Linked DNA regions of Homo sapiens: region 2 is linked to region 1. The links are chromatin loops, found by intact Hi-C in ENCODE. Cell type or tissue: mammary epithelial cell. All regions are shown on one strand.

Region 1 (8,000 bases):
AGAAATATGAACCATGCACTGTGGGAGCCAAGAAAGGAAGTATAAAACTTTCCCAACGAGAACTAAACATCACGTGAGAACTATGTGCCTTGAAGGGTGAAGAATTTTCCCAATAAATAGTGGTTGTGGAACATTCCAGCCAGAGAACAGTGTGTGCCAAGGCATGGGATAGTGAAAGCCAGGGCATATTGCATGAAGAGTGAAAAACTCAATACAGCAAAAACCTAGGGTATCCAAGGTGACAGATGGAGATAAGGCTGAGGAGGTAGTTTAGGGCTCAGTTGTAAAGCACCCAATGTGACAGGCTAAGGGATTTAAATTTCATTCAGCTGCTATAGGGACATAAAAGGGCTTTCTAAGCAGATGAATGACATAAACTATTTGGGAAGAAGACCCTGTCGGCAGTGTGGAAGATGTATAGAACAGAAGAAAGGAAATCTGGGGGGAATTTGAAGGAAGAAAGGGAGGAAGTTGAATTTGTGGTGGTATCTCACTCAGTAACGGAGTAAGATTTGGGAAAAGTGTTTTTTAAAATGGATTTGTGTCATGGAATACAATTTAGAAATATGGAATATGCATCACAAATGCAGAAAGAGATTTGGGGGCAAATTAGGGGAAAACGTAGATTTGAGAGGGAAGAAGAGGTGGAACACAATGGTGTTCAGTCACCATAAGCCAGAGACTGTGCCAATGTGTCTCATATATAATCTCCTTTAGAATGCAAGTTGTAAGTAAAAATCATTAACATAGATGAGACTCGGAATGATTACTGTTCAGGTTTTAAAATCAGAATGTTGAAAACAACTTGCAATCCTCCCTCTGCCCCCACAACAAAAAGAAAGAAAACATGAAAAAGCTGTAATCCTGTTTGTACAATCCAGAGATTATTTGGGGTTGCACAAGCCACCGGAGGTTTTGTAATGCTGACTGAAGATCAGATGAAATAATCTGAAATACATGACCATTTGCAAGGCAGCACATAGTCACTCACCCAGCATATTTATCATGTTTCTCTCCTGTGTCAGGTGCTGTTATAGGGGCTAGGGCTGAAGGTAACAGAAGGCACAGGGAACGGTCCCTGCATTGAAGGCCTTGCTGCTGATGAAAGAGCCCACACAAACATACTAGAGAGCACAAGAAAACAGCTGGCAAGCTGGCCAGGAACATTTGGAGTTCAGAAAGAAAGTGCAACCCAAGGCAGTGCATAGGGGTCAGTCAAGGAGGGGGCCACGACAGGCAGGCTTCACAGGAAGGGCAGCATCTACGCAGGTGGAAAGGACTGAAGGGCATTTGAGATTATCCCTCACCACCTTCCTCAATTGTGAGCCTTGTGTGTCAGGGACCACACAGATTTTTTTCTGTAGTGGCCTGGGACTAGCCGAATGTCAATCAGTACGTGGAGGCACTTGATAAATGTCAGTTAAGCACTGACCGAAGGATGAATGAAGGGGAAGTGCATTCTTGGAGACCCCTAACACTAATAGCTAACATCTGTTGAGCACTTGCTGTATACTGAGGGTGCCACAAGCATTGCTTCCTTGAATGCTCACAAGGGTTTTTTGAGATATGAATCTTCTGCATCCCCATTTTACCAAGGAAAGAACCAAGCCAGAGTGTTCAAAGTTGCATCACTAGTAAGTAGCAGGGCTGAGATTCAAATCTAGGTTTGATTTAGCATGTAAGCACATGCACACAGGCTACACTGCCAGCCTCTGAGAGACAAATGATGTGATATAGGACAACGAGTACACCTGTGTGTTGGGTGTAGACTAATTATGTAGGAGAGTAGTGGAAGATGATTTTGAAAATGGCAGTAGAGCCACGTGCAATGGCTCACACTTGTGATCCTAGCACTTTGGGAGGCCGAGGTGGGCAGATTGCTTGAGCTCAGGAGTTTGAGACCAGCCTGGGCAACATGGCAAAACCCTGTCTCTACAAAAAATAGAAAAATTGGCCATGTGTGGTGGCACAGGCCTTGACCCCAGAAGGTCAAGGCTGCAGTGGGCCATGATCACACCACTGCACTCTAGCCTGGGTGACAGAATGAGACCTTGTCTCAGAAAAAGAAAGAAAGAAAATGGCAGTGGAAACTAGATTGGAGGAAATCTTAAATAGCAAGAAAAGGGGTCAGGATGCTATATGAAAGACAATGAAGAGCTGATGATGACTTGTGCATAAGGGAACCACAAGATAAAAGGGGAAAATTGTACCTTAAAGTTTGGGAGTGTGTGTAAAATAGAAAGTAAGTAGTGTATCATGTCATCTAAATACATAAATAAATAAACTTTTTTGTTGGTAATAGGAAGAGAGAGGATAGTATCCAAATGGCTATCCTTATTTTTGTTCTTCTTCTTGCTTTTTTTAAATTGAGAGACTGAAGCATATCTAGCAGAAACAAAGGAGTCAGTAAATAGAGAAAAGAAGGGAACAATTAGCAGTGTCACTAAATCAGTATTACAGGAAAAGGAGTTACTCTTGGAAAGGAAAATCACTTGTTTCATGAAATAAGCAGGCAGAAAAGAAGGGCGAAGATACAGACGCATTTTGAAGTGTTAGGAAGAGATACTGAAACATTTCAGGAAGACAGGACTATAAAGCATTCTGTCTTCCCCTAAGAGTCGGATTTAGGATGCTCTTGGAATGGAAAACAGCTGCTGTGAGGATTGAGCAAGAGTAAGCGAGCAGCTATGAGGCCTGTGGCCTGAAGACTGGGCCCATCTGGGAGTGTGTGCATGTGTGTGTATGCATGTATGTAGTATGCATTAAAAGAACACTGGCGTACCTAAATATCCTGGGAAGAAGCTGAGAGGGGTCAAAAATGAGAGAAGGGGGAGAAGTGTGAATAGACAAAGAGAGCTGTGGAAGCGTCAAAGATAGAAAGTCCAAAGGGAGGCATGAGGACCTTGAAACAGAAGGAAACAAATTCATGCCTGATCATAGCCTCCTTTCAAAAAGTGCCACATATTGGATGACAATAAGTTATTGTTAAGTTTGGTAGGTATGAAGTGGCATAATGGTTATATATGTATTTTTAAGTCCTTATCATTTAGAGATGGTCCCTGAAGTAAAATGACATGATGTCTGCAGGGTAAGGGGAGCTTGGGAAAAAAGTAAAAATTTGGAGCAATGAAATATGACATATCTCTAATGAAGGAAACCTGGCCATAAACCAACTAAAGTGGGCATGAAAGAGTGGCAGAATTGTTAAGCCATTTTATTTCCATTACATGAAGGAACAGCAGTGTCATGAAATAAAAATAAATTTCAAAAACAAGATATTCTGTGTCATTCATTACAAGGCATCTCTTATATATATATTAATTTTATGTAAGGAAACTAGCAAGGTCAATTAGATAACAGACATGGGTATATTTAAACAAGGAACCTGTGAGCCTGGAAGGCATATTTAAGCAGTGTAAAAGCCAGCCCGATCATCTCTTTTACTCCCCACACTGAAAAAACTTTTCTTAGCTATCGACAATGCTTAATTATGTAACAGAATTGCAAATGTGAATTAAAAACATGCCTGTGACCTTTTAAATTAAAAAATAGTTTTAGCATGCTACCATGGACAAGCCCTGTCTAGCCTAACTAATGGGGCATGTGACTCACACAAGGGCTGAAATTGGAAATTAGAAATGTAGAAATGCACTGAATAATGAGCCTCAATTATTGCCTGGATGATTTCTTCTTACGTTAGAACCCAATTACCCATTTCCAAGTGAACCCTAGAGACTTCATCCACAAAGGGCTCCTCAGGTTCAGGTGTTTTTTGTTTGGTTGGTTTGGGTTTTTGATGTTGATATATATATATAAACAAAGTTCTCAGAAAAGCCTCATCAGAAACTGAGAATTATTTCCTTATGGCTTGGAAGATACTGCCAAGATTCCCTTTAAGATCTAGTTAGATGGCACTCAACTAAGATTCCCATATGGAATTATTCCCCACACAGGAGCCTGACCTGCGGGAAGCTGAATAAAGCAGAGATTATTTACAAATTCCCAAAGCTGGGGTGTTTTACATTTCTCCCACCCTGGATCTAATTCCACCAGTAAATACAGCACATATTAAGTTATAAAGTATAATTATTAAAAGGCCAAGAAGTATTACAGAGAACTGACCCTCCTGACACTATAAGGCAGAGAGGCCAGTGGCGGTGGATGGCTGGGTGGGCCTGAGAGGCTGCCTCAGTTCCTGATACCCATGGGTTACATAATTACCAACGCAGCCAGAGACAGACTGATTCCAGCAGGTGCGCATCATTGCTTAAAGACATCCTACAGGAATCATCTGCATTTAGAAGGGCAGCCTTCCGGTCAGATAACTTACAACAAGTTCCCCCTCAAATAAGGAAAATACATAATGTGGTAGTTGAAATAGCAAAACCAGGCCTTTAAATAATGCAGTCATTGCTGACACATATTGACTCTTGCTTGAGTGAGTTTTGGTTGGTTTTTATCCAAAGAGGAAGGAAAATTTTCCATGAAACAAAACAAAGCATTTAATGACTGTGATGAAAAAGTAAAACGTTTGTTTTGGCTCATGTCCTGAAAATGTTAGGTAAAACATGTATACAGTTGATAATTACTAGTGAAGCCATTTGCATTTTGTTAATTGAGAAAGCCTCAAAAAAAGTCAAATATTATGGGGAAACTTTTAGGATAACTTTCCTGTGAGCTTATTGTGCCCTAAACTTTTCTTGGTATCATGGTCATATAAAAGAAACATCAGAACCCTCATTCAGCAGGAAAGAAAAATGTATGTAAGGAGACATATCTATATATATGAAAGAAACAGCCTATATAAAGAAAGCAGAATGAAGTTAGGTAAAAGAAAACTTTATCTAACTTCATTCTGCTTTCTTTATATACATGCACACACACATATGCATATATACATACATACATATATATATGTATGTATATATGCATATATATACATGCATACATATATACATACATATATATATATGAAACATGTATTTTGTTAATTGAGAAAGGATGGCTGGGTGGGCCTGGAAGGCTGCCTCAGTTCCTAATACCCGTGGATTGAATGATTACCATGGCAACCAGAGACAGACTGATCCCAGCAGGCTGATTTATTATATGAAATATTATATTATATTACATATATAAAGAAAGCAGAATGAAGTTAGGTAAAGTTTTAGAGTAAATCGTCCTGAGTTCAAATTTCATCTCACCACTTACTAGCTTTGTGACTAAGTTACTCAAGTGAGACTTTGAGTCTTAGTTCCCTCATTAATCAAATGGAGCATATTGGTATCTTCCTCTGTGATGGTCTTTATTCAGACTTCTATGATGATCTGAGCTTGATTCAGTGCCTAGCACATGATAGTTCAATAAATGCTTGTTATTTTTATGATTATCTAAAGAATTTACACTTTCAAAGCACATAGAGAAAATCAAAGACCCCTTGTATGTACTTTCTTATTACACCCTGCAATGACAAAGATTCTTGGCGCCTATCCCATTTGGGACACATAATAGGTATTCAATAAAAGTTGTGGATTAAATTGGAAGTGCAGTTATTTTGGAGAATGAAATAGGTGAAAACAATTATATTTGCAGAAGCAAAAGCCCTAAAACAAGTATTTCAAAGAATCATATTGGAAAATATCTGATAAATGCTGTAACAATGATATATTGATATTTTGTTCAGCTTCATAAAAAATACAAACTATATTTCCATTGAATTAGACAGATATTGTGTAGTTCATTAAATTGGCCAATAGTTGACAATTTCTGAATACTTCAGGGCAAATCAGAAATTCCCAGAGGAGAAAAAGAAAAGCATGTTGGGCATTATGAAAATGCTTAAAAGAGAAAAAAACAGATTGCCAGGTAGAATAGATTGCTACCTGGCAATCTATTTTTGTTTGACCTTAATTCTTCATTCTGAATTTTTAAAATACTTTGGATTCCAAAACAAAAATTATTCAGAGAGTATTTTTAAATGAGAACAAGTTAAATAATCTCAATATTATAGGTTTTCTTTTCACTGAGGCATTAAAAATGTAATCTTTACTTTCAAATTTTCTGCTTTATTTAACAAAGAAGTCCTGCGTAAGTTGTCCTAATGAAACATTGAAAAACCATTCTCCAGTGTCTAATAAAAAACAGACCCATTATTTAATAGTTGCTGTACATATGTATATGCTTCCATTCCCAGGTCTCTTACAGTATGTGTGTGTGCATATTTGTGTGTGTGTGTGTGTGTGTGTGTGTGTTTAGTGCTACCCATTCCAATAGAATCTAGAGCTAAAATGGTTCCTGTTTCTTTATAGCACTCTTTTAGTTGACAGTCTTTTTTGTCCTATAGAGATTTTTCTTTCAATGAATAACCCAGACTCAAAGTGCATATTGGTAACTATATTTTAAACCAAAAAATTCCTCACATAATAAATACATTTTATGCACATTAACTTCGAATTTACTTCAGAAAGCTATTTACAATATAAATAATTATAAATGGGAACACTTTGCAAGATATCATTGACATAGCTAATATTTTCTACTTTACATTCCAAAGTAAAATTTCAAATTACAGCTTTATACTACAATGTCACTAAAAACTATACATTGCAAGACGGTATTTGAAATATTGGCGATCAGTATCTTTTCTCACAAATATAATCCTTTTTATAGCACATTAGTCAAAAAACAAATGTAAAATATTTTATCTTTTTTGAAGTGTCTACTCATAATGTTTCCTTTTTTGAAATATTTCCCTTCGGAAAAAAAAAGAAAAAAGACTTACAGTACTTCCAAAATTTTTTTCCAGGCCAATTTCATTTCTTTTGAAATGTAAACACATCAGGGTTACCGGGTGTAAGTTTAACAGTGATTACATGTGTCCCAGGTCAGCAAATTAGGGCAAATTAACCCCAACCCCATATAGATTTATGAAAGCAAAGTCCCATGCAGCAAAGTTGCAATAAACAAAACTACAAATGTTTGGTTTAAAATTAGCAATTAGGATTTCTTATGTGAACCATCATTTATTTATTTATGTGTGTGTGTGTGTGTGTGTGTGTGTGTGTGTGTGTGTGTTATAATTGGATATGGCACATTTTCATGAATATGATATAAAAATCATATTTTTCTGTGTGCGTATGTGTGTGTGTATGCTTTCTGCATACAGTCCTAGAGAAGGAACTCTGAGCAAACCCCTATTTGGCAATGACCACACTCTCACTTTTTGAGTTAAGCACTATCTGTACAACCCTTACAAGAAATTAGCACCACACAGAAATTTCCCCCAACAATATTTTCTATGTCTGATACCTTTTGCATGTGTCCATAACTGTTGTCATTCATTTAAAATTTAGATGATAACGAATGTTTTATCCACAATTAGTTCCACAGTAAGAACTAGTTCAGTAGATTTTTCTGTCTTAGACATAAATCCCTATTCACAAAAACTTGACATTTACATAAACGTTGAATCATTTATTTGGAGGACCATAGGATTTACATTCTTTTTAAAATCATTATGAAAACAGGATGTATGTCAACATCTATGATTTGAGTGAACTAGGGAACCAAATCTGGGCATTCAAACATTTTATATCAGAAAGACTGTGTTTGATTGTATTAAAGTGTAAGCTATTCCACTAGGCCAGGTGAGTGACCCCAAAATGGTCAAATGCTCAATTTTCCAAATATCAGCATTCACTCTGTCACTTCTAAATACTACTAGGACTGATAGATTGCACTGAATATCTTAGTAATATCCTACTCTTGAAAGAGAGAGCTATAAAAATCAAATGTGTATTCAGAAGATTTCTTTATCTGTGCTGCCATCCATCAAACTTACTTGGTTTAGATCTTGAGGGCGGAAATCTTGTATTTCATTTTAAAATATATATGCATATTTTCCAAATGGTCTTGTACTATAATTGATCCTCATCCCCCATAAGAAGGAGAAATAAAAATTGGAGCACACTACCCTTTTCTAGAAGATCCCCTAAAGCTTATTT
Region 2 (8,000 bases), 96 kb after region 1:
GACTCCCGGGTTCACGCCATTCTCCTGCCTCAGCCTCCCGAGTAGCTGGGACTACAGGCGCCCACCACCACGCCTGGCTAATTTTTTGTATTTTTAGTAGAGACAGGGTTTTACCGTGTTAGCCAGGATGGTCTCGATCTCCTGACCTCATGATCCACCTGCCTCGGCCTCCCAAAGTGCTGGGATTACAGGTGTGAGCCATCGCGCCCTGTCCTTTATTTTTTCAATTTGGAAATAATTATGGATTTACAGGAAGTTGCAAAGAAATGTACAGGGAATTCTGGTGCACGCTTTACCTTGCCTGACCCAGTAACATCTTGCGTAACTACAGTATGTATAAATACCAAGAAAGTGACATTGGTACAATTAACAGAGCTCATTCAGGTTTCTCCAGTTACACTTGTACTCGTGAGTGTGCGTGTGTGTGTGCCTGCGTGTGTGTATCCGTGTGTGTGTGCTCATAGACCTATGCAGTCTGATCACATGTGTAGCTTAGCTTAGTGTACCATCACTACAATTAAGATACAGAATTGCACCATCACCACAAGACTCCCTTATATTACCCCTTTATAGCTACAGCTTTCTCTTTCCCTCCATCCCCATCTCTAAACCCTGGACACCACTACTCTCTTTTCCATTGATAATTTTGTTTCAGGAATGTTATGTAAATGGAATCATATATAATGTAACTTTTCGAGATTGGTGTTTTCACTCAGCACAACCTCTTGAGATCAGTTCATATTGTTTCACGTATCAGTAGTTCATTCCTTTTTATTTCTGAGTAGTATTCAACGGTATGTATGTTCTACAGTTTTTTTTTAACCGTTCACCCTGTTGAAGAGCATTTGGGTGGTTTCCAGTTTTTGTATATTATACATAAAGCTGCTATGAGCATTGCTGTACAAGTTTCTGTATGAACATAAGTCTGCATTTCTCTGGCACAGATGCCTGAAAGTACAACTGCTGGGTGGTATGGGAAGTCCATTTTTGGTTTTAAAAGAAAAAGTAAAAGTATATTTGTGACTGTACCACTTTACATGCTTACCACCATGTATGAGTGATCCGTTTTCTCCACATCCTCACTAGCATTTTATTTATTTATTTTTTTGAAATCGTGTCTCTCTCTGTCACCCAGGCATGCTGCAGCCTCGACTTTCCAATCTCAAGTGATCCTCCCACCTCAGCTTCCCAAGTAGCTGGGACTACAGGCATACACCACCACGCTTGACAAATTTTTGTATTTTTTGTAGAGAAGGGGGTGTCACAGGGTTACCCAGGCTGGACTCAAACTCCTGGGCTCAAGCAATCCAGCCGCCTTGGCCTCCCTAAGGGCTAGGATTACAGGTGTGAGTCACCGTGCCTGGCCAGCATTTGACGTGATTTTTTTTATGTTAGCCATTCAGATAGGTCTGATATCATTGTGGTGTTTGTTAGTTTACATCTTCCTAATGGCAAATAGTGTTAGATATCTTCTCATGTACTTATCTGCCATCTCTGTATCCCCTTTGGTAAAATGTCTGTTCTTGTTTTTGTTCATTTTCTAATTGAATTGCCTGTGTGTGGTTTTTTACAGTTGAGTTCTGAGATTATATATATTCTTTGTTTGATTTGTGATTTGCAAATATTTTCTCCCAGTCTGTAGTTTGTCTTTTCATCCCCTTTACAGAGTCTTTCACAAGCAAAAGTTTAAAATTTTGATGATGTCCAATTTTTCTATTTTTTTTTCCTTTTCGAAACTTATCTTTAAAAAGCAATAGGACAACATCATCCACAAGGGAATGACTCAGTGTCAAAACTACAGCTTTTTGAAGCTATTTCACCATTGCAATGGAGAGAGGAATGGCGACTCCAATTCAACAGATATTTATGAAAGATTTTTTCCAGTGAACAAAACAGCAAAGATCCCCACCCATGTGGCATGGAAATTCAAATGGGAGAGGTAGGCAACGAACATAATAAAGTTAATTACATAGCAGGTAAAAGGGTTGTAAATGCTCTGGGAAAAGAAAAAGAAGAGCAAGGAGTATAGGACGCCGATGGGGGATGTTTGCAGTATTGAATAAGGGTATTGGAAGGGCTTTACTGAGAAAGAGAAATTTGAGCCAACTTGAAGGAGGTGAAGGAGTTAGTCAAGTGGATATCAGGAAGGAGAGGACTGCTAAGACCATAATGTGGGGTGTGCCTGGAGGATTCATGGAGTAGCAAGAAGGTCAGTGTCCATGGCAGAGTACAGATGGGGAGGAGGAGAATGTAGGAGAAGAGAATGTAGGTGCAGATCACATAGGCCCTTGGAGGTCATCATAAGGATTTCACGAAGTGAAGTGAGGATACGCTGCAGAATTTTGAGCTGAGGGATGAAATGATCTGACTTGTTTTAACAGGGTCACTCTGGCTGCTGTGTTGACAGTAGTTTGAAGGAGGGCAGAACAGAAGCAAGGAGATGCGTAGGAGACTACTACAGGGATCCAGTGCAGGGGTAATGGTGGCTTCAACCAAGTGATAGCAGAGTAGGTGGTGAGAAGTGGCTAGATTCTGGATGTATTTGAAAGTAAATCTAACAGAGTTTTCGGTGAAATGAGTGTGTGGTGAGAGAAAGCAGGAGAAGGAAGACTTCAAGATTAAAGTTAAAACATAGGCCCAGGCGCAGTGGTTTACACCTGTAATCCCAGGACTTTGAGAAGCTGAGGTAGGAGGATCACTTGAGCCCAGGGGTTTGAGACCAACCTAGGCAACATAGCAAGACGTTATCTCTACAAAAAATAATTTTGTAAAAATTAGCCGGGCATAGTGGTGTGTGCCTATAGTCGCACCTACTCAGGAGGCTGAGGCAAGAGGATACCCTTGAGCCCAAGAGTTCAAGGCTGCAGTGAGCCATGATTGCACTACTGCACTATAGGCTGAGTGACAGAGGGATACCATGTCTCAAAACAAAACAAAACAAAAGTTAAAACAGAATAAAAGTGGCCCACAGTATAGGTTGTGAATAGAAAGTTAATGAGAGAGAGGGTCAACAAAAAGGCAGTTCAGCCTTTGTGGGAGTTAATTTAACAGTATTTTTTTTAAATTCAAAATGCATATCTATGCTTTGGTCCAACAATATTTTTATTTTAAGGAATTTATCCTTCAGAGATATTGCACATGTACACAGGTATATGTAAAAGGACTTAACTACAGACCTATTTGTAATAGTGAGAAACAGAAACAACCTAGACATCCACCAGTAGGGAAGGGAATGGTTTATATATTATGGTACATTCAAACTATAAACCCCATGCCACGTTAAACTGCATAACATAGGTCTAGTTAAAGCTCTCCAAGTTATATTGTTAAATGAAAAAAGCAAGCAGCAGAGTACTACATGAATTGGGCAAAGAAAATTCTCTCTATATCCACACTTACGTATCTACATATATGTAAATACTTAGGGATAAGCCTGGGATGATACATAGGAAAATCTTCAAAGGAGCAAGGAATGCATGGAAAAACACATTGTACCCTCTTTATACGTTTAAACAGGCACTCAATATTGTTTTAATTAAACACATTTAAATGAGTATACTATATCAAAAGTTTTTAAAAGTAGGGTAGAATAACTATTTCTTGCCAGGTGCGGTGGCTCACACCTGTAATCCCAGCACTTTGGGAGGCTGAAGCGGGCGGATCACCTGAGGTCGGGATTTCCTGACCAGCATGGAGAAACTCCATCTTTACTAAAAATATAAAACTAGCCGGGTATGGTGGTATATGCCTGTAATCCCAGCTACTCGGGAGGCTGAGGCAGGAGAATCTCTTGAACCCGGGAGGCGGAGGTTGCAGTAAGCCAAGATCGCGTCGCTGCACTCCAGCCTGGGCAACAAGAGCAAAACTCTGTCTCAAAAAAAAAAAAAAAAAAGAATTATTTCTCGTTAATAAAGTCTTTTTTTTTTCACTCTGTCACCCAGGTTGAACAGTGGTATGTAATCATAGTTCACTGCAGCATCAAACTCCTGGGCTCAAGTGAACCTTCTACCTTAGCCTCACTAAGCAGCTGGAACTGCAGATGTGAGCCACCAAGCCTGGCCACTGTAAATTAAAGTCTTCACTACTTTCCTTAGAGTCCCCAGGGGATCCTGACCCTCACTCTGGGAAACAACCCCCCTTTCACGATTAGGGAGTAAGTGTTGGTTAGCCAGGGTGAAGGGCAGAAATGAGAGAGTCCAAGGTCATTCTATTTACAAAGGCTCTGGAAGAACCACTGGGGCTTTCCTGTGAGTGATACACCCCAAAGAATTAGTTATTCCTACCCCCTAATCCTGGATCACTTTGTCACTTTCTGCCTTATGTTGAAGTAGCATAAAGTGGCAGACAGAGACAGTACCTGGACTCTAAGGAGCTGGGCTCCAGTCTGCCGCTCCCCTGGTGTCTCTGAGCCTCTGTTTTCTTATCTATGACATCGGGGACAACAGCAAAAGTCAGATGAGAGATGTTGCTGGAAGTGCTTTGCAGGTGGAAGGCTCCCAGCTGTCAGCACTCTCAAGGCAGGGATGTGTCTTTCCCACTCTAAACCAGGGTGTGCTATGTTGTAGGAACTCTGAAATGGATCCTGAATAAATGCATCTGGTGCAATTTCATGAGGTATTCTTGCAGATGAATCAGACTAAGTATCTTGTGAGATTATTACATGGTTTTTTTTTTCATTTAAAATTTTTGTGAGAGTGTTGTTTCTGGATCCATTTAGATTTCTTGTTTTCTTTCTTCAAATTTCATTTTCATCTCCATTCCAAGTGACATTTACTTGCAAGGGCACCCAAGGACAGAATGACAGCAGTACAAGTTTGCCACCTATAGGTGGACATTTTCATTACAAGTGTTTTTCTCTGACCCAGACAGTGGTCTAAAAACACAAACAAAACCCAAAAACTAACAAAAAACCAGTCATGCACAAAACACCCCTGTGACTTTCACTTCAACCTTACTCTTCACATGTTTGCTTTCATTATTCCCGTAAGTGTTGGTATGAATTAGGGTCACCAGCAATGATTTTTGTAACTACAAACTGGTATAACTTTTGCTCTATAAAGATTTGTCTTAAATGTTTTATTATATTTCCTGTCTGATCAAGGTAGATTGGATTTGACATAAATGTTCTATCTCTTCAGAAAATGAACAAAAAACAGATCTAGATCACTCTGCCTCACTGCATGTAATACAAGTAAAAGCATGGGCCTGTGCAGGTATAAAATGTGACACAGACTCTTGAGTAGTGCTGGCCAGTGGACGAAGGAACACAGGACTTGTTTTATATCTGAGCTCCATCCGATCATGTCCTGACACCTGAGCATCCATTTGCTCATCTATAAATTAAGTGCTGGGACTGAATTTTCTATGCAGTTCCTTCTAGCTCTAATAAGCTAAACTCGATGGGCTGAAGTAATTATAATAACAATGATTTCTAGCATTTATTAAGGTCTTACTAGCTGTCAGGCCTGGGCTAAGAATTATCTCATTTGATCTGCGTGGTAAACCTATTAAATAAGTGACACTATTACAAGTAAGAAAACTGAGACTGAGGGAAATTTAGTAACTTGCCCCAAATTATAAGAAAATATGTGCTATGGTCAGAAGTTGACCAGTGACTACCTACTGCGCCCATCATGACTTTAGGCGCTATAATATATATCCAGTGAGTGCCGTTCCCTTTCATATAGTCCCTTTGGAAGCCCACCCAGATATTCTAATAATATTGCCATTACTATGTTTGGATCACTGTTTTGGACACAAAGTAGCCCACACTGGTGGGCTATTTTTTTTTTCTAAGAGACAATGTCTTGCTCTGTTGCCCAGGCATGGCATAATCTTGGCTCACCCCAGCCTCAGCCTACTGGGCCCAAGTGATCCTCCTGCCTCAGTCTCTTGAAAAGCTGGGACTACAGGCACATACCACCATGCCCAGCTAATTTTTAAAATTTTTTGTGGAGACAGGATCTTGCTATGCTGCCCAGGCTGGTCTCTAACTCTTGGTCTCAAGCAATCCTCCCACTTTGCCCTCTCAAAATTCTGGGATTACAAGTGTGAACCACCATGCCTGGCCAAGGCGAGCTAATTTGAATAAAACAAAAAAGCTGGCCTTACTGATGTTTGGCCATCTCCAAAATAAGCAAATGATTAAGCCAACTGGTATTTTTCAATTTATCTACGTCCAATGTATGCTGAGCACGTAATTCTTCATACAGATGGAGACAAAGGCACAGGGTCTGTAAGACAGGATATGCTGTGGGGTGAAGATGTGGGGACTACCAAAGGTCATAAAAGGGAGCCATCACCCAGGGCATAGTGTGCCTCAAAGGAGGAGTGGAGCGTGGGCAGGTCAAGGCTTGGGGTATGGGAAAGTGGAAGAGCTGGGAGAGTGCAAGTAGGTTTAACCAGAGAAGAGAGTTGGTTGCTGGAATCAGTGAGAAAGAATGCTGAAGTCTGGGGCCCAGTGGAGGAGGGCCTTTTGTGCCAGGCTACGCATTATGAAATGCCTTGAAATCCCTTGGTAATGAGGAAATGATCAGTGCAGGGGTCTTGGATGGCCCTGCCTGAGTCTTCATCTCATCTCTGCCCAGCAAGTCCCCTGGGTGATGTTCTTTACCCTCAAGGTATTAGCCATCACCCTACTCCATGGTTGCAAATATTTCTTTTTGGCTTTGAGCCCTCCGGATACTCCAGACCTGTGTTCATATCGCATGCTAGACACATCCACTAAATGATTGTTTTCCTTAGGGCCCTCAGATTCAGCATGGGTGGGCACATACAACTAATATGTCCCTCCTGGTTTTCCTATTTCAGTTCATGGTCTCAACTTGATCAAAGTCAACAGAATCAACCCCTGAATGACATCTTCAGATCTCCCATCTTGCTCCTTTCCTAGACCCCACCAATCCCCAAGTCCAGTCATCGGTGCAGCTTCCCTGGTTGGAGCACACAGATTTTGGAGTCATACAACGAATTTGAATTTGAATTCTGACTCTATGTGGCCATATTATTAGTTGTGAGGCCTTTGCTAAGACATGTAATCTGACTGAGCCTCATTTCATCATCTGTAAAATGGGTAAGATGCCGATCTACAATTTAACCATAGGAATTATATGAGATACCGATATAAAAGAACTCCTTCCCCTTCAGATTCATTCTCTACCCTTTCTATCCTGCTCTATGCCACAGACACTGAACCCATGCAGGGACTCCAGAGGGAAGCGGGGTTCCCTTCAGCTTCTGGTTGGGTTTAACCAGTGGGTAACCATTGAGAGATGGGGGAGAGAAAAGCTGGAATGTTCATTGCATCATCCTCTTCCTGCCATGGCTTTTACATGATCATATTTTTCTAGGCCTTGACTTTGGTGGGCATTCCCTCTTCTATAACTATGGCTCTCACCAGTTGAGGGAGTCCATCTTTCTCCTCTTAGCCTTTCAGACCTGGGTCAAGATCTTACTTTTGCTAGTCCCTCAGTATTTGGCATCCTTTGGTAATATCTGAATCCTGATCCACTTCTGTATACAGTTCTTTTATTAAACTATTTTCAGTTAAATTTTGTGCATATGCCCATCTGTTCCTGCTGGAATCTGGCTATGACAAGGTGCAAAGGGCCTTTTGGAGAAAATGATTTGGCAGCAACCTGCAGGATGCAGGATGGATGACAAGGATGATTTCCACCTAGTGAAAGAGTACCGATGAAGGACTGGGCTATGAGGGGCAGCAAAGTGAGGGTGGAAATGAAGGGCAGGTGTAGATGTACTTTCTTTGCTGTACAGAGTGCCTGCTCTTGCCACAGGCTACCTTGTCTAGGTGACATGTCTGTTTATTGTCTGCTTTCAAAGCCCAATACTACTTTTAAGTAATCAAGAAACCAAAAAATAAATTTGAGGAATTGAACACCTGATGGGCTCTCATAGCTCCAACAAAGCTCTAATCTTGTTTAGCCAGCTCCAGCCCTGTCCCAAGCCTGGTTGTAGCTGATCTTGTGTTTAATCAGGACTAT

The links. Hi-C counts contacts between places; a loop is a spot of excess contacts. Peaks named below come from ENCODE experiments on the same cell type or tissue, not always from the same donor. Only the 100,000 strongest peaks of a DNase experiment are listed, where the experiment ranks them.
Region 2: it touches region 1 in a loop (2.1-fold over the local background); 4 of 110 quality-filtered maps call a loop at or near these places.

Annotation. Positions count from the first base shown.
Region 1 is chr6:100,378,640-100,386,639 of GRCh38, forward strand. SIM1 (SIM bHLH transcription factor 1) reads right to left here. Exons shown (of 12, transcript NM_005068.3): 12 at 6,370-8,000. Among named protein-coding and RNA genes, the nearest start is that of SIM1-AS1, 11 kb to the right of the region's middle. In mammary epithelial cell, no CTCF peak of the experiment used is centred here; a DNase peak (open chromatin) is centred at 3,582; H3K27ac peaks cover 753 bases.
Region 2 is chr6:100,474,817-100,482,816 of GRCh38, forward strand. No RefSeq gene overlaps it. Among named protein-coding and RNA genes, the nearest start is that of SIM1, 14 kb to the left of the region's middle. RefSeq lists a silencer at 7,917-8,000. In mammary epithelial cell, a CTCF peak has its summit at 4,810; no DNase peak of the experiment used is centred here.